Linked DNA regions of Mus musculus: all the other regions are linked to region 1. A link is a loop called in an ENCODE intact Hi-C map of the cell type or tissue named here. Cell type or tissue: left cerebral cortex. All regions are shown on one strand. Links, peaks and the distances in the headings refer to the core of each region. The heading gives the core; the rest is flanking DNA.

Region 1 (7,962 bases), core at 2,248-6,247:
CCCTTCTACCCTAACCAAAAAAGAATTGCTCCTGGAGGACCCTGGAAGCCTAAGGGCTTAGAACCTGACCTTGCTAGAGAGAGCTGTGCAAATGGTAGAGGAACAGGTGATTCCAGCTGGAAGTCTGCTTTCTGGAACTTGCCAGAAGTCCACACACCAGAATCTGCTGAAAATGCATCTTTTTGCAGTATCAGGAGAAACTGTTTGGGGGGGGGGGGGAGGGAAGGGACACTTGCTCCAAAGCCACCTAACTCTGGACTGTGGACTGAAGGAAGCTGCTGGTTGCTGCCTCCTCCTGCTCCTTGTCCTTTGGGGAATGACCCTGCACACACACTGGACTAGGAGGCAACCTTCTTTGTCTTGGAATCTCTCCAGGGCTCTCTATTGATGAACCTTTTCTCTCAGCTGGAAAATATTTAAAGGGCCCAGATTCAGCTTTCCTGAGCACACAAGGAGAAAGAGCGAGGGGTAATAAATCAGGAATATCCATGCTTGTGGGTAAATTCTCTTATTTTGGCACTTACTATATGCTCAGTTGGAATGTGGTAAAATAGTGATTTATAACCTTTGATCTTAGAAAAAGGTGTCCTTGGGAAGGCATCTGTCACTTTTGAGACTGAACCCGGCTAGGCCTGGCTTTTTATAAACCATTAGTGCCACCAAAGTCATCTCATACGAAAACTCTGGAGTCACCCAGTTTGTGGTGGAACAGAATAAGCCCCTAACCCATTTTCCAGATTGGCTCAGCAGTTAAGTGTTGAGAAGCAAGGGTGGGGCAGAGTAGGACAAGATCAACATTTAGTGCTTTGGAGCAGGGCTGAGTATGTTGGCCCATCTGACATCTTTCAGATACATGTAACAAATTATGTAGCTCTGTCACAAGGTTAAAATGTGACACATATACACAGGCTGAAGTTTAAAATTACATTTAAAAAAGTCAGAAACGCCCTGTTTTCTCCAGCTACTTTCTCTTGATATAAAGCTGGTGAGAGAGGTTAAGAGAAAGGTCTTTTCCTCTAAACTGATATTTCCACCCTGACCCTTTCAATAGCCCTCAGGCTCGAGCACTAAACTTCTTGTTTCCTGTCCCGGGAAATGACTGCATGGATCCTAATGACACAGCAGCGTTCTATACTGAGAACACAAGGCTTGGATTTGCCAAAGCCATCAACAAGCATTTACTGAGCGAGCACCAGGTACATGCCAGGCCCCATCCATGGCACTGGAGCATAGCCCTGATTAACCAAGGCCCAGTTCCCATGGAACCTACTGCCATTTTGCCTGAAATAGTGAAAGAACATGGAACTTCCTTCCCACAGAGACACAAAAAAAGTTCCAGGGAAAGCAAATAAGCAACCTCAGAAAAACGGCGCTGTTCTTGTTCTGAGACTCAATGTCCTAGTGCAGACACGGTTATCACTCAAGCCTTCTGAGAACGATTCAGAACACTGCTGTACATCTGCGAGCTTCAGGAAATAACTTGGAGCCAGCAAGATAGCTCAACAGGTACATGCACTTGTCACTTGATCTCCAGGGCTTGTGAACACACAAACACACACACACGCACAGACTCAAATCCCCCCGCCCCCCCCACACTAAATAAATGTATAAAATTTTTCAAAATTTCTAAGAAGCAAGTTTTTTTCAAACAGGCAAAATAAAGCCATTTTGCTTAACTGATAGCTTTAAAAATGCAGTCCTAATATGCAATTATTGTTGAGCTTAAAAAAAAAAACCCTCACGTGTTCAAAATCCTCTTTATGTGAATCCCCTTTATTCTGGATTGGCCGCATTTTAATAATTGGGTATGAGACAGAGGCAAGTCCTCCATCCTCTTATTTTGGAAATTAAATTTACAGAACGGAGGCATTGTATGAGCCTCAGTTCTGGATTTTTAGCAAGACTACTGCAGTCTTTCTTTGCCTCGGTGTCCTCAGTGGCCAGTACTAGTGAGGCCCACAGAACGCCTTGAATTGGGCATTAAGCTACCGGTTCCTCTGTCGTGGAAAGCGCTATCATTAGGAAAAACGTTTTTCCCACATTTGTTGAACCAACAGCACCGTATTAGCCTGCACTTCGAGTTAAGGTGGGACTCAGAAATGAATGTCCCAAACACAGCAGCCTTGGCTACAATCCTGCTTGACTTTTTCCGAATTCTTTTGATTGCCCAGGGGTCAGAGGTTCCTTAGCTCAGCCTTAAGGCTCCCAACACCCGCCAAGTCTCAAAACTGCCTCGGGCGGGCTGCCACTCCCGGGTTCTGACCCTCTTCCGTAGGCCATCACAAGCCCAAGGCCCGACGGTCCACACTCGGACCCTCTTTCAACCCCGGAGTAAGTTGACTGGTGCCTCTAAAGAAAGGGAATGTCAAGAGTCTGCCGGCCGGGAAGCTCTGGGACCGGCCCAGTGCACGCCTCCCGGCTGCGGCTCTAAACCGGGCCGACGGCGTCCGCGCTCACGCGGAAAATTATGCCGGCTCCAGCAGCGCGTAAAATGGATGTGAACCGCACGGAGTGGGATCAGCGCGATCCTCCCTCTCTTGTCTCAACAGGGGTTTCGGCGCGTTGCACAAGGCCGAGCTTGTCTCTTTACGGAGACATCGGGCCCTAATTAGTGCGCACCCCCGCGCGGTCGCCAGGCCTGGGCTCCGCGTCGAACGGGAGATGAGCCTCGGAGGGCGTCTTCGGACCGGCCTGCAGTCTCACCGCCATCGCCGCCGAAACCTGCTTCTAAAGATGCAGCCAGTGCAGCAGCGACAGCAGCCGCCGCGGCTCGCCACCCCACGTTACTTTGATTGACAGCTGAACAAATGTTTCCGCGGTTCGAACGCTCGCACTAGGGAACAGCGGCCAGGGCGAGGCTCCGCCCCGGGCGGGCCGCTGCGCCCCGCCTCCGCCAGCACCAATTCTTTGCAGTTATTGGTCGGAGCTCCACGCCACGCCCTGTCCCCACGTGGGCCTAGCCTGCCCGGCCCCGCCCTCCTGGCTTGCCATTTGTCAGCGGTGAAATGATGGGCAGTAACACAGAACCGCGATTAATGTTCAGCCATCTCCGATTGGTTGATGCGGCGCCCTCGCGCCGCGGGAGGGCGGGGCTCCTGGAGAGCGCCGCGGAGAGCGCGCGGGGCTAGCCGGAGACTGTAGTCAATCTGGAGGCATCCTTGGCCACAGTAGCCGCGCGAGGACTACATCTCCCGGGATGCTCCTTGGGCCCTCCGCGGATGGTCGTGAATATGTATCAGAATGTTAATGATTAGCTGCTGCTAAATTTGGTCAAAGAAGTCACCTACACAGAGCGCGTTGTTAGAGCTGTTCCGAGCGGGCGTTCGGCTGTTGGCTGCCTTCTTCCCCCTCTTACACACTCGTGTATTATTTTGAGGTGGTGTTCGCAGAGTTTGAAAGAGAATTTTAAAAAGCCGCAAGCGTTTCGCTCTTTTATTTTTATAATCCCCTTCAATTTGGGGCTAAAAAAACAGGAAGGAAGAAAAGGAAATGAAATGTGGTAAAAGAAGCTAAAAGGTGCCTTTTAAAAGATCGTTGCTGTGAAGTGAAAAAAAATCTCCAGAGAACCCCCAAGCGCCGCGAGACCTCTTCCGAACCAAAGGAGTTTGCGCTCGCTCTCAGGGAAGAAGCGACCATTCATTCCGAGGAATAGCAGCCAATTAAAAGACAAATAAAAAAAGTTTGGAGTGGGGCGCGAGCAGGCGGGCGGCGCTCGGCGGGCGCGGGGCTCGGCGGGCGCAGGACGGACGGTGCCCGCCGCCCTCAGTGACGCCCGCGGGGAATGCGGAGCCGGCCGCCCGCGCCCAGCCGCCGCGCCTGCCTGCCGCCCGCGTCACGCGAGACCCGCAGGCCCGGGACGCCGCCGCGGGGCCCTCGAAGCGGATGAGCCGCGCGCCTCTGCCTGGCGCAGCCAACTAAAGCGGCGTGGATGATTCGCGACCTGAGCAAGATGTACCCGCAGACGCGCCACCCGGTGAGTGGCGCCGCGCCCGCAGCCCTGTCCGCGGCCGGCCGCTCCGAGGGTGCGGGAGGCGACCGACTTGTAGCCATTTTCTTATTGTTGTCTCTGAAGCCCCGGGAAGCAGCGCGCCGCCGCTCTCCGCCCGCGCGGCTCTCCCGAGGGGGGCGAGCCGGGCGGCGCGAGTCTGCGGGGTGGAGGGCGCCGGCGGCCACAGGCCGGACTCGCTCTGCTAGCTGACGGCCGCTCGACGCCATGGCGCGGCTGCCTCCGACGGGCCACTTTCGATTCCGGGTAGGGAGGGATGGGAGAGCCGGGCCGGGGGCTCGGGGGTTTGGGGGGTGACGGGGGGAGGCGGAAGCCAGGCTGAGAAGCTGAGCCGAGGGAGGCCGCCCGGAGGCACCGGGACCCCAGCAGGCGAGCGAGAGGCGGGAGCGGCGCGACCAACCCCCCCACGTCTCGGACCGCGGGCTGTCCACCCCCCACCTGCGATGTGGGCTAATTAAATATTTTATTGTTGTTCTTTAGGCACCGCATCAGCCTGCTCAACCCTTCAAATTTACAATTTCAGAATCCTGTGATCGGATTAAGGAAGAGTTTCAGTTTTTACAGGCTCAATACCACAGGTAACGATATTGACTTTAGCTGATCCTTCTGTTTGCTTAGCTCTTGTCTTACCCCCTTCCAACACTACCCCCCTCCTCCCCCACCCCCCCACAAAGGTATTACCATTTCCCCCCTGTGGGCAGAAAAGGCAAGTCAGGGCCTCTTTTTCCTTTAGGCAGGTGTAAAGAAATTAAGCATTTTCTTCTCCGGTAAACAGAAAAGGAAGCAGAACAATCGAAACTGGGGAGACTTGGAAAACGCTGAGGCCAAACTTTCGATATTGATTTATTGGGTCAGGAGGCTGGAAGGTTGGGAAGATTCTGGGGCCCTTTGACTTCTTGCTTCTTTATTACTCTGGGCTGCATTTCTTCCTTCTACCATCATGGCATAATTTAAGAGCCAGGGAGTTAAGCAGTGAGCCATTTCATTACTTTTATTAAAAAAAAAACAAATAATAATAATAAAAACAGGACACCCCCCCCCCCCAATGCTTTTGTGTTCAACGCTCTTAGACTTGGAGTGCTTTTGAAACATGTTTGTTTCACCGGGTCCTTAATGATGCAGAATTCTTATTGCAAGAGCCCAAACAAGCTGCTGGACCAGATCAACACCTCCCACCCCCACATGCTATTCAACTTGTCTGTATTTTTTGGAGGGGGAAAAACAATTTGTCAGGAGACCGTGTTGATTCTGATTTTCATTAACCTCATAGAATATTAATGATAGAACCTTCCCTGTGGCATTTTCATGGACCTAACTTTGCTTATATATATATATATATATAATTATTAGCGATGTTTATTTCCTTGTTTTAGTAAGTGAATTTAGTGAAGAATAGTCAATTCTGGGTGAAGTCTCAGAATTCAATTGGGTAGAGGGTTTATTTCTTTAAGACATAAACCCCTCTTTCCCAACCCCCACAGTTTAACCTTATCAAAGAGGCAAGTCCTGGCTGGTTCTTGTCACTCCTTCCTCTCTCCTCCCTTTCACTAGTAAAGTGCTGTTTGATACCATTGATTTGACAATAGGAGGTGATGATTTAGAGGAAACGACGTGGATTTGGAGTTGGAAGGATACGCGTTAAGTTCTACACTGTACTTAGTTGATTTTATGTCTTGAATAGTCTGAAGCTGGAATGTGAGAAGCTCGCCAGCGAGAAGACAGAGATGCAGCGGCATTATGTCATGGTAAGAAAACTGTGTCACAGATTCAAAGTGCTCATTAGCTTGGGAGACTGAAAGCAAGAATACGTTTTAAATCGCTGGAGGCTGCAGGATCCATCACAGTGGCCCTGCCAGTGTTGTTGAGGCTGTGGGTATGTGTCCATTAGCAACCTGTAATTCTAGGTGGTTACAGCTTGGCTTCGACAACCAGCTTTGATTTAAATTTTCAAAAAGTTCAGTTGCGTGGGGTATAATTTTCTGTGCTTTGTTTTTACAGATTTTTACAAAAGTGGAAAAAAGAACTCATTTATTTTTTTTGTTTAGTCAGAAGCAAAATGTTTTTGTTAGTGGTTTTCTTTGTTGTTTTATTGCTTTTGCTCCAGTTGTAACCAGACAGCTTTCCTATACACTCTTAACATTGCATGCACTGTATGCCTTTTAATTAATGATTCGGATAGGAAATGACACCAGACCCCTTCTCAGAAAATTTCCCACTCCTCATGTTAATCTGTTTATATTTTTCTGTGCATGCCTTCAATTTCTATAGTGTTATTTTGGTTCTTAGGAGCGCTGATTTGAGCTGCCAGATTTTCTGTACTGTAGTTACACGCCCATTCAGACAAATCAAATCTATGTTTACAGAAGTATAATGAAGCATTTTTATGATTCAGAAGTATGTTTGGGGTTGAAAGAGCTTGCAGGCTGGTGCATTAATTTCCTACCCAGTTCCTCTGCTTTGCATGTAAGAGTGAGTAGTCCACTCTAAGCAAGAAACCGAACTCTGAGGAAACATCACCTTTTTCCAACAGTTCTTTCAAAACCTCAGCATTTGTATGAGATGCTTCTGCTGTGCTTAGGAATTAGGAGTCACGTGGAACCAAATTTTCATGACTTTTTCAGTTCATTTGCTTATGATGTAGAAAGACAGTTGTACAAGTTAAGAATGCTGCGTTTTAACATTTTTATTAGTTTTGAGAGTTTTTCTCTTGGGTGTGTCTTAACATGGCCTCTAGTGTTTTAAAGAGAGCAGCAGTTGGGCATCCTTTTTATTTATTGACTGGGGTATTTTGGTTAAGGTGAGGTCTTTGTGCTAGTTGCCTTGTTTTCCATGCATTCGGGCAATTTGAGTTTACTGGCGAGATGATTTGAAGGATACAGGTTTAATTGCTTCTCCTTCTTTGACAGTATTATGAAATGTCCTATGGGTTGAACATAGAAATGCACAAGCAGGTAAGTTATTTCTTTATAATCATTTTATGTGACAGTCATACTCATGTACTTTGAAAAGAAAATTGTATATTTTGTGATTTTTTTTTTTTCTTTTGTACATTTGAGATGTCTACCTATATCTTAAAAGACTTGGGGGTGAGTAAGAAGGCAAGTCTTTTGTGTGTGGTTCCTCTTGTTCCATATTATCCTAACTTTTGGAAATTTAAAATTATTAACTCAGAATGCGTATTAAACTTTTCTGCACTTTCAAAAACAGCATGCAGAATGTAGAATGTGTATTGTCTTTTTGTAAAGAGTTACCTTATATATTTCAGGCATCAAAATTCTCTTATGAAAGAACTTTCCTTGGAAAGTATTAATGAATAAAATTGTAAATTGTGTGAAACCTTTCCTGTGAAAGAACAGAGGAGTGAGCTGGGAGGATCAGATGAAATCTGCAGAGCTATAAAAGAAATTGATGTAAAAATCTGTGCACTAGTCCCTGGAGCCTACTTAGTAGATCTTACCAGGAACTCTGGCTTCGACTTCCAAAATTTGTGCAGAGTAAATGAACCTGATAGGAGGATGTGATTAATGTTAAGCCCTGGGTCTTGAGATCTAGCAATTACTTTGGGGTTGGGGGAGAGCGCATTGGTATAGGTATATGTGACTACTATAGCTGCTACAGGGTTTTGTTTTTGTTTTTGTGTTTTTTTTTTTTTTTTTTTGTTTTTTGTTTTTTGTTTTGGCTAGAGACCAAAAAAAATGATTTGGTTTAAGTTCCCTAAATGGAAAAGATAGCCATATGTATGTATGTATGTATGCATGTATGAATGTATATGTACACACACACACACACACACACACACACACACACATGTAAAATGCTATTTAGCAATAATTCCTTTAGGAAGCATTTCTTTGAAGTCATCTCCTCATGAAGGACTTCGGGTCTCATCACCCATTTCAGAACAGATAACATGTATATTTGCCTGCTGAGAAAGAAGCGATGGACAATTTTCTGTT
Region 2 (7,962 bases), core at 1,580-5,579, 290 kb before region 1:
GTTGGGACCTCAGGAGATCCACAGATTATCAGGGCATGCTCTCAAAAGAGATAAAGTAATTCTGGTTGGATCCATCAGCTCTAACTGGTGATTTATTGTTGGAGCATACTCAACTTCTGAATCAACGTATAACTTATTTCCTGTTGTGATTGTGATTTTTCTATGGATCCATCCATTTATGTATTTGTGTATGTGTACGTATGTATGTATGTATGTATGTATGTATTTATTTTGGGGTTTGGAGTTTTTAAGATAGGGTTTCTTTATGTAGCCTTGACTGTCCTGGAATACATTCAGTAGACCAGGCTGTCTTCAAACTCAGAGATCTTCATGCCTTAGCCTTCCGAGTGCCGGGATTAAATTTATATGCCACCATCACCTTGCTTACCTCTTCTCTTTATAAAATAACCCACCCAAGACATTTTATTATAGTAATCAAAAATGAACTAATGCAATATATTTTCAGCATTTAGATCTCCTAGTTTAAATTAATCACAAATAGGTAAAGAAATCTGGCATGGACAGGTGGTCGTGGTACAAGCCTTTAATCCTCAGGAGGCAAAGGCAGGTGGATCTCTGTGAGATGGAGGCCAACCTGATCTAGAAAGTATGTTCCAGGATAGCCAGGGACACACACAGGGAAACCCTGTCTGAAAAAATAAAACAACAACAAATAGTGACAGCAACAACAACAAAAACAATAATAATACAAGAAAGAAAGAAAGAAAGAAAGAAAGAAAGAAAGAAAGAAAGAAAGAAAGAAAGAAAGAAAGAAAGAAAGAAAGAAAAAAGAGGGAAAGAAAGGAGGGGGGCCTGGAGAGATGGCTTAGTGGTTAAGTGCACTGACTGCTCTTCTGAAGATCCTGAGTTCAAATCCCAGCAACACCATGTGGCTCACAACCATCCGTAATGAGATCTGACGCCCTCTTCTGGTGTGTCTGAAGACAGCTACAGTGTACTTACATATAATAAATAAATAAGTTTAAAAAAAAAAGAAAGAAGAGAGGGAGGGAGGGAGGGAGGAGAGGAGGAGGGAAGGAAGGAAGGAGGAAAGGAAGGAAGGAAGAAAGGAAGGAAGGAAGGAAGGAAGGAAGGAGGAAAGGAAGGAATATCAACCAATCAATTACTCTAGAGTCAGCTTGGGGGAAGAGGAGACATGTTCCCAAAGAACTTTAGAACTTTTACAAATAGAACTTAGGTTTCTTCCTTTGTGATATAAAAAATAAGAATATATGCTCCACCCACAGGAGTGCTTGAGAAATAAATTAAACAGCTTATGTAAAATACCCTATCACAATGCCCAAAATATGGAAAATATCTACTAACCATTGGGTGCAACTATGCAATCTTTTCTCAAAATTAGATTTTGAACAAAATTACAATGACATAATGCATATAATAAAGTCATATAATTCCTCACATGACTAGAACTGCTGCTGTCTAGCTATGCTCCACGCTGTAGAGACCAAGCTCATTCCTATGTATTCTCATAGACCCCAACAAGAGTCATGAGCAGAGCAGCATTTCCATTTTTAATTCCTTCTTAGGCATTAAATAAACTCAGAAAGGGTGTCCAAGAGTGCCACAAGGCTTAGACAATCATATAAACAGAAGGTGTGGAAACGGGTGAAAGCCATGATTACCTCCAGTACCCCAGATCCTCAGCCCCAGTCTTGTGGTCACACCTGAGCCACCTCCTACTGTACTAACGGAAAGTCTCATCTTTTTGGTGGACATCCATGTTATTTCACTGACATCTGTCAAATGTGCATGCGTGGTGAAATCCTCAGGGCTCCACAGCTCCCCCGGCCAGGCTTTCCCCGGTCTGCTTAAGAAGCGTGCTCCCTTTTGAACAGATGGCAGACAATTTGCTCTGATTTAAACACTAACTCAGACTCTGAGATGAGAACTCCGGCTACATTCCTGATGTTCAAACCAAGCCCTCTGGTGTGGACACCTTAACATAAACTTGCAAAGAACCCACATCTGAACCAACTGTGTACTTAGTACAGACATTATTTTGATATCCAATGATGAAATCTGCACCCATGCAGACCTTCAGTGGCAAAGGGTTGTGGTCCACACTGAAAGGAAAACATGCTTTTTTGGGTGGTCTATGATGCTTAATAAGAACAGTTAAAAAGGAAAAGCATCTCCTTTGTGAGATGGGATGGGAGGGAGATAGAAGCTTCAGGCTTTCCCCACAGGAACTCTGCTTGCTGCTATTAACACAATTAACCTCTCATTGTTAATGACCAAGGTCATTTCCCATGGAATCATCAGGGCAGTTTCTCACTTGAATGTGTGTGTTCTCTCTATCTCTCCCCTCCCCCCCCCCCCCCGCAACACACACACACACACACACACACACACACACACACCAGGGTCTCGCCTGTAATCTGTAATTCCTGCTTGCTCGACTGTGGGCGTTTCAGGACATCCCCTCACAGTTATGAAACTACTGACCGGTGGAGCCTTCCCTGCAGATGGATTTCATTCAGGACTTGAGCTATTATATTAATGGGTTTAATTTAAACAGGACTAGCCTCGCTGGCCAAATTACTGCCATTTAAATCAATTGGTTTAGGGGAAAGACAGCCTGACCAGAGCTATTAGACTTCAATTTATTACTGTATCGGCTTTTAAACCGGGCAAAGTAAGTTTGCTAATGTCTGTCCTCTGTCCCCTGAGCTCAAGTGCAAAACAAAGTAATGAGATTCTCTGGAGTTTGAAAAGAAAAAAGAGAACGTGAAAAAATATATATTAATTTTGAGTCACTGTCTCACGAGGCCAGATAAGGTGCCCCCCCCCCCCCGCAGGAATCCCCATCATAAGACTCTATAGATGTCTTTGATTCCCTTCATTAAACTGAGATTCAAATGACCTCACAGATGTATTACTTTAAAAAGCCTTTTTCCTTGGATCTTTCTTCTTCATGAAAAAAAATAAGCACGGCTTTTTTTTTTTTTTTTTCCTCTCCCTCACACGCACATTTCAACCTGATTCAAATAGAGAGGCAAAGGGGGAGAAAATGCTTTAGATGTGCTCTTTGATTTTTTCCAATCTCGCCTGAATAAAATGGAATGAGAAATCAAGAACACTCAATTAATTGCAACACTGGGTGTCACTAGGAGAGGGAGGGGGAGATGAAAGGCGCATTAGAGATGCGCAGCCTTAACAAATGCATGGATTCAAAGAAGGAAGAAGACGGAAATAAAAAAGCGTGTCTGTATTTTATTGCACTCGGTAAGCTTTTCGCTTGTATTTATAGCTGCAATTATATCTCAATGAGGTTTGTCTACAGTGTTGGCTTCACGCTAATTTTCCCCCTCACTGCATTCTTGGAATAGGCTCGGACTGTTTATGAACCAGACATATTGACCTCATTTACAGCTAGCAGTTTAAATCCATAATTTTTCCACCCACAATCCCTCTTTGACATTCCGGCGGTGCGGCCGGCTCAGCGAGACTGAACTAAAAGTCTCACACTTCATTGAACACCATTATGCGGCTTTATGCTTATGAGCCTGTTTCCCTCGGCTGCCTTTCAGCTTTGCTGGAGATCCGTTTGGCCACAGGCCGGCAGTGATTAAGTGGAAGAATCCAATAAATCACCCTGTCAGCCAGCAGGCTCTCCTCACTGTGTCTACACATCGACATTTGGATTTGCGCCTCTCTCCTCTCTCCCTCTCTCTCTTTTGATTTTCTATCCCTCTTTCCCTCTCCTCCCCTCTTCCTACAGTGCCATTAAAACACCTCTTTCCCTTCACACAAGGTGAACTTGAACTGCTATTGTGAACAGGGTTCCCTCTGAGCCCTCTGGAGAGACAGGCTCCTTTGATTTGCAGTTCCCAGGTCCTGACTTTCCCTCCCCCCACCTTTCCAATTAATTCACCCCTTAATTCTTAGGCCTCGAGGAGGGGGATGGAAAGGGGTGGACCATCAGAGCAAGTGAGAAAGAGAGAGCAGAGTGCTGAAATACCCCAGCTTCCCGTCGGCTCCCTGGCCTCTGGGGAAGCCACAGCACAAGAAGGGGAGGGGAGACTCTCCTCGTAGACTCACATCAGAGCCTTGGCTGGTCTAGTCATAGTCTTTTCGGACCAGTCTTTTCCTTGGGGGTGCACGTGCTGAGTTCACTATTAATTAGCCACGCGCAGGTTTCCCCCGACTATTCCAAGTTGGGTCTGGAAGAAGGATCCAACTCAGGCCTGACGAGCCTTTCCTGGTGTTATCAGCTGAGCGTGTAGGCAGCAAGCTCCCCTCTGTTCTCACTGGTGAACTGAGTTTGTGGAACAGCCTCTTCTTTGGCTTGCCTGGTAATTTCCTGACCCTGTCTCTTTGGTATTCTCTGCATAGCCACAGTTGTCTTTTGTCTGGGATTATTTCTGCACTGTGAGCACAAGCATTTGTTTGATGTCCCAGACATCAAATATACTGTACACTCTCTGAGTGGCCAAAGGAAGTTGGATTCTTGCTTTTGAAAATTCCACTGGCAGAAATGACAAAAGGCAGTATGAACTCCAGACACAAAAGATGGGACAGAGGATGACGGGACCAGTCTGGGGTAGGTACAGCCTTCTCTCCTCCCTAATAGCATGGAATAGAGAAGCGCCTTGGCTATGCTGTGGGTATGTGTAACCGCAGAAATAGCCTGTGAGCCAGAAAGGAAATCGATACAGTCACCAAGGGGTGGCCTGCCTTTGTTATGGGCTTCCAGTCAGTGTTGGGTAGGAAGAAGATCTTACAGAGAGACAAGGATGCCTTTGTGTCCATGCCTCCACCTCTCAACTGATGCTCAGTATGTGTTTCTTACTTCATGTTTGCATTTTGTAAGCTGCCTTCTGCCTTCTGCAAGGTAGCTACATGGATAAGCAGTTAATCAGGACATTATATAGACCTTCAGAAGGAAACTACGAAAGAAAAATGCTCTTACACTCTTCCTGGTATATTCCCCATACCTGACATGCGATAGGAAGTTAGCAGATGTAGTTTCTTCTAAACTCCTTGTTGGTATTAATGTCACTATGCCTCCAAACTTGTATTTTGAAATGTTAACTCCTTAGGTGGTTGTAGTAGAAAATGGAGTCTGTGAAAGACAATTGGGTCATGGGGTGGGACCCTTGTGGATGGGATTATCGTCCTTACAAAAGAGTCCCAGAGAACTCTCTCGGGCTCTCCACCCCAGACTTGCGGGCTCCAGAGAGGTGAGAAATTTCTACTAGTTACAAGCCACACAGCCTGTGGTACATTACCATACCAACCTGAACTCACTGAGAGCTCTATACACAGTGATGCATGTAAATTTTACTCAAGAGAAATGGATATGGCCCTTAGGGATCAGCAACTATCATAGTCTATTTACCTTCCCAATTTAATAGCCAGCAGCTCCTCTATCCCACCCTCGCCACCCCCACTGCTTGCTTTACTTAGCCTTCTCCCTCTTTGTTCCGTACACTATCATGGATGAGTGAACACAGAACCAAAATCCAAATCACTGTGGGGGAGACAAAACTCATTCCATTAGTTGCTGCTTTGACAACATTCCGTCGAATTGCATGGAAACAGCTAGGAGAGCAGCTAAGAAAGTGGCTATGGGAAAGATGCTGCAATCACTCCTTTCCCCACTCCTGAAGATCATAAAAGGGAAAGAACTCCATGATAACGCTTAACTCGAGTCCCTATCCCCCCCCCCCCCCGCACAACGCCCTAGGTTCTCCGTATTTGACATTCTATAAAAATATGAAGATTCTCCACCAATTATGCATACACAGTGAAGAAAACAGCTTCTATGAGTTGCTCAGTAATTGCAGAGATAGGGCAGGGATACATTTATTCAAAAACTAAAATCTGTCAAGGGTAGAAATTTACATGATGCTCAGATAACCTCCATTGTCAAAGGCATGGAAACTGCACCTGCCTTCAAAAAACACTGAAGTTATTGCATGAATCAAGTTGCCACAGAGTGACTCAGTTTCTCTGTAATGGAGAAATAATAGAAGTATTTGTTACCTTGTCATAGTGAATAGCTCTTTTGAGAAAGAATGATATATGTAAAGTGCTTTGAGCTGCCACTGAGAGAGGAGGTGATCTTGGAATTTATGTCAGCATTATCATTAAGCCTTTTCTCCCGGGGACTCGGTAGTTTTCAATATTGTTGCATTGATTCCAGTAGCTTCACAAACAGGAGGAACAATAGTCAAGAGACAAGATCAGGCAAGAGACCAGGACCTTCTTTCTGGTTCTTCATCAGGCTAGCTCTGTGAGATGAAGGAAGGCCTCGTGGTCCTCTGTTCTTTCACCTGTAAAATGGGGGTAGCACTGAATGATGTCCGAGATTTTCTCCACAATGCTAAGTGCAGGAAAAAAAGAAGCATCCATCCTTGATGGTATAATTTTGCACAATGGCCTTCTCCTAAGACTCTTTCCATCTGGATTTTAGCCACATGCTCTCTCCATGGTCCCATTTGGCCTTATGTCAATCGTGAATTAGTATTGTTACTCTCCTCCTGCCTGACAGCATAGGCAATGTCTAAAGTCTCGGGTTTGGTCTTCTCATTTTCTTCTTCATGCCACCTCCCCCACTTTAGAGATTTTAGCTGGAATTGTCACCTCTGTGTGACGAACTGGATTCTCTCTCTAGTTCTGATTACCTTTTTATAATCCATATGCATCATCCCTACTGCCTGAGACGTATGTCTACCAACATCTCAAGTTCCGAAATGGAAGAACATGCTCCTGCATCCTAACTCCACTGAATCAGCTGAAGGTAGAAATATAAACATTACATATGTGTGCCAGTAAGAATGGCACAGTTCCCATTGCTCAGAGACAAACCCCAAGTCTTATGTCTAACAACAAAGGCATTCTATAATAGTTATGGCCAAATTAACTTTTCCGACCACATTCTCACCAATGATCTTTGTGAACTTTGTGTTCTTTTCCCAGATTCTACACCCTCTCTTTCCCACATCATTCCTCCCAGCTGGGTAGAGCTATCATGATCTTAGGCCCTGTCAAAGTGGATGGGATACATTTTTCCAGATTCCAGGCCTTTCCATAATTCTGTTTTCTAGATATCTATAATTACCTTCAACTCTGAAAATCCTAAGTGAATTATTATGACTCTTTTTTTTTAAACAAATATCATTATGCATGGAACACATGTAGTATAACCTTGATTGTACTGTTGTAGTAGAAATAGTTGTAGAAATAGAAGTGTGTTGTACCTGTGTAATTTTCCTGGAGCCTGCACACAGTGAGACAGCAGTAAGGACTTGTTCCATGAATAGAAGAGTCATGGGCTCAGATTTCACAGCTGACGTACTAGGGGAAAATGGCTCAAAGTATCAACAGCTCAGCTTTAGACGCTCTCATTTTGTAAGTGTAGTTCTAGGTGAAATGTTGGTGAAAATTATACTATCTAAGACTGGAATGAGGCTTTTACTATATCTTACCTAGGTCACTATATATTAATTCTGATAATGTCTTCTCCCTTCAATCAATGTGTAGTTACTTATAATCAACTCTTTCCCCTGTCAGTAAGATTCCACAGATCCCACTTGACTTAGGGTTTCTATTCCTGCACAAACATCAGGACCAAGAAGCAAGTTGGGGAGGGAAGGATTTATTCAGCTTACATTCCCATATTCATCACCAAAAGAAGTCAGAACTGGAACTCAAGCAGGTCAGGAAGCAGGAGCTGATGCAGAGGCCATGGGAGGATGTTACTGGTTTGCTTCCCCTGGCTTGCACAGCTTGCTTTCTTATAGAAACCAGAACGACTAGCCCAGGGATGGTACCACCTACAATGGGCCCTCCCACCCTTGACCACTAATTGAGACAATGCCTTACAGCTGGATCTCATGGAGGCATTTCCTCAAGGGGTAGGGGCGGCTCCTTTCTCTGTGACAACTCTAGCTTGTGTCAAGTTGACACACAAGACCAGCCAGTACAACACTTTCC
Region 3 (7,962 bases), core at 1,580-5,579, 73 kb before region 1:
CCTCCCCCTGCCTTTCTCCTTCTCTCTACTCCCCTCTCAGTGCATTTAAGCATAGTTAGAAAATGGGTTACTTTTTTTCTGTTCCTTCAAGCTGCAAGATTATGTGTAATGAAGACATGAGATAGGAATGCTTCCTGGCCAGCTGGTTTACTGACTACCTACCTAGCTATAGCTATGTCCATTTTCACACTAGCTCTGCAGTTGACCAGTTGAAAATAAACGGTCACAGCAATGAGTGCTGGAGGTAGGGCAGTTGGAAACACTAACACCCTTAGAGGCAGAGACCGAGAGGACTGGTTTATTTAAAAATGGAAGAATGTTCCTGAATGGGAACAAAATATACTCGTGGTGCCCATGTAGGATGTACCTGGTACATCTATTTCCAATTTGAAGGCAAGAGTAGACATGTGTCATTTTTTCACAACAGAACCTACATTTGCTCCCATAAAACCACTTTTCTTATATTCTTTGTCCAGGTGGCCCAATTACGTACCCGGCTATAAAGCCAGGAATGAAGCAGAGGCCCTGCCCATGCCATCCTCAACTCCTCTAGGCATCCACATGGCTCAGCATAAAACACAAGCATATGGGCAGCTCAATAGTGGGGGGTCTGATGGAACAAACTAGAAAGAGGCATTTTTTTTTTTATTCCTACTGACTTGAGGCTATGAGATAATTAGCCTGAGCTGAAAGAAACATGATTCACAAAAGAGAAGCCAATATACTGAGCTGCAGAGATAGCTTCGTGGGTAAAAGTAATTGCCATCCAAGCATGAGGAACTGAGTTTAGATCCCCTATCACTCCCACAAAATCTGGGTATGGCTACGTGTACGGGCAATCCCCGTACTGGGCTGGGAGTGGAAATAGGAACAGGGGCTCACTGGCCAACCAGCCAGTCTAGCTGAAATGGCGAGCCCCTGGTTCAGTGGGAGACCCTGTGTCAAGGGGAAAGGTGAAGTGCTATAAAGCGGGTCACCTGATGCCCCCTCTGCTGTCTGCACAAGCACACACACACACACACACACACACACACACACACACAATCACTATTTACAGTTCTGAACACTGAGAGGCATAAAGGACAAACAGATCCTAATGGAATCATTTGATCATGCCCAGTTTTTAGATTTCTTAGTTACGTGAGCCAATAAATGTCACCGCTGCCATGCTTTGCAAGAAAAAAAATGCCCTAAGTAAACAAAGACATCAACCCTGGACTTGTCACGTCAATCTAACCCTAAATAAAATAATCTCTTCTAATCCTGGGTACTTAACACACCCCTCACCTTCCTTCCCAAATTATACACTTTTGGTCTCATTTGTTCAGCTTCTCTGTTTGCATTTGAAAGCATTTCCTGTTTGTCATGGATAAAATGTCATGGTGAAGTGATGTTACGAATGAGATTATAAGTGAACCATCATCGTGTGAAAACATGATTTCCACGCTTACCTGGCCAAATCCTTGGAAAGGCTCACCATAACTGAGTCTGATTCCTTAGTAATGACTAAAAATAACAACAGAATTTTGTCACTAGATCCTACCTTTCATTAGTACTTGGCTGATTTTTCCATTTAGACAATAATACATTGGATGTGACTCCATGTCTCCCATACATACCAAAATCTAAGGATGCCCAAGTCCCTGTTTACAAGATAGTATACCTTTTCCATATATTTTTGTATATCTCCCCATGCTTTGGATTATCTCTAGATTACTTCTAGTACCAAATGGGATATTACGCCAGTCTTTGCTATGATACAGTATTTAAAGAATGATGATATGAAGAACAGCTTGTAATAGGTCTTACAGCAAATTCTTGCCATTGTTGATTCAAGATTGGTTGAGTCCCACAAAATCAGGCCCTGCAGATCCAGAGGGAGATAGTGTTATGATAATTGTCTTCTGAATTACCTCAGTTGAGCCTTCACCTATAATGTAGACTTCATTTTTCTATTTTATAGAGGAGAAATCTGAGACATAGCGGGGCTTCCTTAGCAAGATACCAAGGGTCATGAATCTAACAGGAAGTGGCAGTACAGAGAATCAGATGGGACTCCAGACTCTATGGTCTTCACCACCCTCTCTCCCTTCACAAGAGCACTCAGACAGAAGTAAGTCTCATTGTAGCAAGTTTCCTTAGCAGTCAAACGGTGAAAATCAAGGCTAGGCCCTATTACTTATCTTTCCAAGGACATCCATCCATAAAGAAACCCCTTGACGGCATTGGCAGGGAATCATTTTAAGATTCAAAAATTTGCAGATGAAAATATCCCAGAGTTGGTACCCACTAAAAGATGTGAGTGCAATGACTTCAAACGACCAGCCTGCTGTCTCCAGGTCTGTTTTACTACTGCAAAGAGGAGAGGAAGGGAAGTGGGTGATAGCAGTGATTATCGGGGTTCCTGCTATGTGCATTAAAATAGCCCTTCCCGTCCATCTGCTTCAAACAATTGCCTGTTAGATCCCAACCTTCCGTGGTTACCGAGTGGGAATGAATGGAAATGTTTTGCAAAGGGGTACATAACACACAAATGCAACTGGCTGAAAGGCTGATTAAAAATTCTGTGTTTTACAGAAGGTCATTCTCCTTTTCTTCTTTGTAGGACTGTGTGTTTGCACTTGGCAGACATGCACACTGTGGCCATTATCCCTGCTCTGGGGCAGCAACCATTGGGTTTGGAGTGACTAAGAAAGAAAGTGCTTAAAGCTGAGCTCTTGGTGGTCTGTTTAACCTTTTGGCTGAGTCCAGTTGCCCTGCTGACACCTAAATGGACTCAAGAGAAGCCAGAAAGCTTTGTGAATATGCAGGACTTTCCTCAGAGGGCCACAATAGGCCTCCATGACTAAAAGAAAATTAGGTTCCTCAGCAGCAAACTGCCCTCTAGGGGAGGGCGGGGCGGGGGGGGGGGGGAGCAGATTCCAGAGGAGAGAAGGGGAGAGAAAGCAATACATTTCAAACTGTTCTTCCTAATTATAATCAAAACTAGAGCCGTAAATGACAGCAGACTTTTAGATTCTGCTTGCTTGCCTGGTAGTCATCTTCCAGCCCATGGTCTCTGTACGTGTTTATTTTTTTTAACTGCCGTGGGATCTTTGGAGCATCTCGGGTGTGCTGGGCCACTCTTGCGTGTTTGTACGGCTCCAGCTTGGTGCAGTGGCTGACCTGACTGGATCGTGCACTGCTTTGATCACTTAAAAATGAAAGCCGTTTTTATTGCAAATTGTACTGGAATGATTTCAAAACTAAACAAACCACAAGGGCTTGTTCTGTTTATTCTTTATTACTCGCACATTTAAAGGAACACAAAGGCTCTCGTTCCCTCACGCCCTCAAAGAAGGATGTTTAGGACATTATTTTGAAACCACCCTCTCTTTTCACATGTCAGGCCAAATCCTGGTGAGGGTGCTTCTGAAATGGGTCAACAGGTTGGCATTCTCCATATGTACAGGACATCTTGAGTGTCTTCACTATGTCCTTGCCTGGGTCTGGGTTACAAATCTGGGAGAATCTGTCTAAAATCTAGCACTGTATGGTCATGTATCATTGGGTACAATAGATAAACTCTGATTTTTCCCTTACACATAAAGTGGTGGTTAAAGCCCTGTCTTGTTTAATGTAGGTTTTAAAGGAAAATAAATAGATGTGATTTTTTTTTTTTTTTTTTTTTTTTTTTTGAGACAGGGTTTCTCTGTATAGTCCTGGCTGTCCTGGAACTTACTTTGTAGACCAGGCTGGCCTCGAACTCAGAAATCCACCTGCCTCTGCCTCCCAAATGCTGGGATTAAAGGCGTGCACCACCACGCCCTGCTCTAGATGTGATTTTTATTTGTAGTGTTATTTTCAACTTCCAAATGAGGAAAATGGACTCAAATACCCATTCAGCTATTCACAGATTAACACAGGTTAGGGTGCAAAGACCAGCCCTGCTCTGGTCTAATGGTTTTGTTGTTGTTGTTGTTGTTGTTGTTGTTGTTGTTGTTTTGGTTTGGTTTGGTTTGGTTTGGTTTGGTTTGGTTTGGTTTGGTTTGGGTTGGGTTGGGTTTGGTTTTGGTTTTTTTTTTGTTTTTGTTTTTGTTTTTGTTTTTGTTTTTTTCTCTTTTCTTCACAGGAAAGAGTTAGAGAAGGGAGAATTTCATTACCTTGAGTCTTTAACACCCCCTTAAAAAGGACCAGCACAGAGTCCTCCTTAGGAAAACATTTTAAAGCTGTCATTTTCTCTATCTTATTTTTTTTTATTAAAATGTCCCTAATTAACTGATACTATGATGACAATGAATTGAAAGGCCATGGCTTTAAAGGCACTATTTGCATAATGAGGTGTCTGTAGCAAGAGTTGCTTCCTTTGGTCTTTTTGATCAACAGTGGTGATAGCCTTATCTCCTCCATGCTATAGTCAATAGGTTATTAAAAGGCACCAAATACCCTAACAGCCTCATACTTTTGATTTTCTGCCATACTTTCCAAGTTAATGAGGAAGAGGGTCAAGGGAATTTATTCCTGTGCTTCAGGAAATCCACAAACAATATTAAAAGAGAAGTTGGTGGCAGATTAAGAAACTTTTAATAACCTTGTGCAAACCTTCCAGACACTCATTACTCAGTACAGGTGACTGAAATATGCAATCTCACAATATGCTATGGGATTTAGTGGCGAGCTAGAGGCTGGGAGTTGGGGGAAGGCAGAGCTAGGGGGAAGGGGTAGACCAAGCAGGTCAGTGAAAGAGTCAGCTCCACTTTCAAAAACATTACTGTATTTTAACTAAAATAATTACATAGAGAGGAATGGAAGAAACCTTGAAGGGCTTGGCATACAGTTTCTTGAAAGCCACTAACCAGAGACCATTGGTGACTCATCAGATGCACATGTGGTTCTTCTCCCTCCCCCCCCCCCCCACCGCAACCTCTCTCTGCGTATTTGCCCTTCCCCCTTTTCTTCTCTTTATCACTTCCTCTCTCTTTGTAAGACATTATTTTTGAAGAACTTTCCTGATTTCTTGACTACTTAGAGTCTAAAGGTTGGACATTTCAAGACATTTCCTGCTTCCTTATTAAACAGGTCTATTTCTCAGCACCAATGATGAATTCGCACACAGATAGGGATTATCGCCGTCACTCGCCATCTAGCCTCAGCTCCTTCTGGGGACTTAAGCCATCCACATAATAGATTAACACAGAGTGCATTAGGAACTAAAACCATTGCAGCTCTGCAGTCCTGTAGGCAAGAGTCCGGGTTCAATCTTTATCAATATGGAAAACAAGAAGGAGAAGGATCACAGCTGACAGAACTAGGTAGCAATTTGTGACTCAAAAACCTAAGCGACTTACCTGAAGTCACTCTAATATTAAGTGAGGTTTAGAATATCTTAACAAACCCTGGTTCCAAGACCTGCAACCTGGAATCAGTTTCTTCTTTATAAAAACCATCATTTTTATCATCTCTGCACCCCCTTTTTTTTTTTACTTAATTTTTTGAAATGGTCAAATATACTAATATTTGTGAATGATTCATAACGTCAACATAACTGTAAGCAAATGTGCTTCTGAGGTTAAAAGAAGGCAATGTATTAGTTCCTGTTCTTTATGCTGTGACAAACACTTGCGAGATAAAACTGAAAACCAGAAAGAATTACTACAGATCATGGTTTCAGGGGTTCTGTCTCTGATCACTTGGCCCCAGGTGCTTAGTTAGTATATCATGGCAGTAGGAGCATGTCGCTGAAGAGAACTGCTCATCTCTGGCAGACAGAAACAGAAAAGGGAGACAGAAAAGGGCCAGGAACAAGATAGCCCAGTGACTAACTGTCTGGGCTCACCTATTATGTTTTCAGATCCTCCCTAAATAACACCACAAGCTTGGGGCCCAGATTTTGACTACCAATCTTTTTTGAGGGTATTTCACATTCAAATCATAACAGCGAGTTATAGTGGTAGAAATCCCATGGTCAAGAACAAAGAGACAATGTCACGCCTACAATATAGTCAAGATCACAGGGGCTATAATGGAGTGTCCTGTGGCAGACCAGAAGTAGAAACTATTTGCTATAAAAGAGAAGAAGAGTAAATATTACAGATTTCGTGGCCCATTTGTTTTATTTCACATGCTCGACTCTGCAATTAGAAGCAGCCTTTAGCAATATGTAAATAAGTGAGTATGGCTGGCGTCCAATAAAACCTTATTTGTGAACACAGACATTTGAATTTCATATCGTTTTCATGTTTATAAAACATTATTTTTCTTGAGGTTTTTATTTTAATCATTTAAAGATGATATGAAAGACAATTTTAAATTGCAGGGCATTCTCAAGCAGATGAGATTTGGCCCACAGGACACAGTTTATAGATCTCTGATATAGAACAAAGGAAGTGATAAAATGGCTGACTTGGGTAAATACTATTTGGTAGGAAATACCTTGTTACTAAACTTCATTATGAAGAAGATCACAAAACTGTATTAGAATCAGGTGGTGGTAGTGCACGCCTTTAATCCCAGCACTGGGGAGGCAGAGGCAGGTGAATCTCTGAGATCAAGTCCAGCCTGATCTATAGAGTGAGTTCCAGAACAACCAAGGATACACAGAGAAACCCTGTCTGGAGAAAACACACACACACACACACACACACACACACATACACACAACAATAACAACAACAGAATGTATTAGACTGGGGCGCTTTGCATCACAAGAAATCTCATCTCAAAGGACTACAAAGACATTTACAATATGTGTAACAGGACAGTTGAATGTAGAGACCTCAGGTTTCATTTAGCAATGTAAATGCCACTGGAGACCTGAGTTCTTTCCATCAGTTGCCCCTTCCACACCCAGCACATGGACCTTCATATTTATGCATATCCTGAAGACTTTGGCCACAGGCCCAAGCACTGGATCACCTGAGCATTTTCACCTGGCAGACAGAAGTTTCTTTTGTCAGAAAGCAAATGCTTTCTCAGAAGCCTCCCTTCAGACAACCCTATTGTTAAGAGGGTGGAGGGAATGATGTGGCCACACTTTTGCATTGCAAACAAATACAAAGTTATCTCCGGTTGACTCAGACCAGTCATCAGTTGACCCAAACAGAACTGGGATTCTAGAAGCAAGATGGAAGTCATGGCTCTTGCCATGGTCACTGACAGGATCTGCCTTAAAGGAGCAGTGTATTGTGGGAACTTGAGCCAGAGGCCAAGTGCAAGTATGATGAAGCTTTATATTCTCATATATTTTTTATGTTGCCACTTACCAAAAGTGTGGGGGCTGAGGGGGCAGAATTAATGTTTCTATCTTGTAAATTGACAAAAACAAAAAAGCAGGATCCAGGTCTGTGTCTTACTGTCTTACTCGTTATGGTGCCTCTGCTCATCGAGGGTCTAGTTCTTGAGGTATAGTGAATACTTAAAAAAATGAAACAGGACTTATAGATCACATTAAACAAGTTATCCAGTTAGCAAACAAAAGAGAAGGAAAGACAACAAGAAGAGAAAAACTGAAAGGAAATAAGAATGGGGACAGTCCATGAATTGTGTGGCACACGAAACCTTCAGTTTTCCCTGGAAAAGAAGCCAAAGACCTCCTGGGAACAGTTTCTGCTCCACACCCAGGTTGTTTGGTATTGTTGGATTCTCTGTGGAATTGAAAGATTTTGAGCAGTCTTTTGTGTCATCGTAAGTTCACAATAACAGAATACCACAGTCTAACTATAAATGATGATGGGGTATGTGAAAACATTCAAAAGAAATGCCAGTTTAAAAAAAAATGACAAGAGATGCTTATATTTGAGATCCTCCATCAATCAGCAATTTGGGGATTAGAAAAGAGCTGAGATATTACAATGATTGTCTTGCTTGAGGGCATGAACTTGATCTCCAGAAACTACACTAAAAGAAAACACAGGCGTGTGTTCATAATCCCAGTGCCGAGAAGACTAAAACAAGCAGATCCCCTGGGCGCCCTGGTCAGCTAGC

The links. A loop is a pair of places that touch in the nucleus more often than their neighbours do. Peaks named below come from ENCODE experiments on the same cell type or tissue, not always from the same donor. Only the 100,000 strongest peaks of a DNase experiment are listed, where the experiment ranks them.
Region 2: it touches region 1 in a loop (6-fold over the local background); 4 of 42 quality-filtered maps call a loop at or near these places.
Region 3: a loop joins it to region 1, with 7 times the contacts of the local background. A loop is called at or near these places in 3 of 42 quality-filtered maps.

The regions. Positions count from the first base shown.
Region 1 is chr19:14,593,379-14,601,340 of GRCm38, reverse strand. Tle4 (transducin-like enhancer of split 4) reads left to right here and starts at 3,158. Exons shown (of 20, transcript NM_011600.3): 1 at 3,158-3,973; 2 at 4,487-4,584; 3 at 5,688-5,751; 4 at 6,913-6,957. The coding sequence starts at 3,929. In left cerebral cortex, for the core only: no CTCF peak of the experiment used is centred there; DNase peaks (open chromatin) are centred at 3,945, 4,412, 4,942, 5,746 and 1 more place; H3K4me3 peaks cover 3,717 bases; H3K27ac peaks cover 2,754 bases.
Region 2 is chr19:14,886,447-14,894,408 of GRCm38, reverse strand. No RefSeq gene overlaps it. Among named protein-coding and RNA genes, the nearest start is that of Tle4, 290 kb to the right of the region's middle. In left cerebral cortex, for the core only: no CTCF peak of the experiment used is centred there; DNase peaks (open chromatin) are centred at 1,820, 3,491 and 3,856; H3K4me3 peaks cover 796 bases; H3K27ac peaks cover 282 bases.
Region 3 is chr19:14,665,641-14,673,602 of GRCm38, reverse strand. No RefSeq gene overlaps it. Among named protein-coding and RNA genes, the nearest start is that of Tle4, 71 kb to the right of the region's middle. In left cerebral cortex, for the core only: no CTCF peak of the experiment used is centred there; DNase peaks (open chromatin) are centred at 2,656 and 3,186; H3K4me3 peaks cover 188 bases.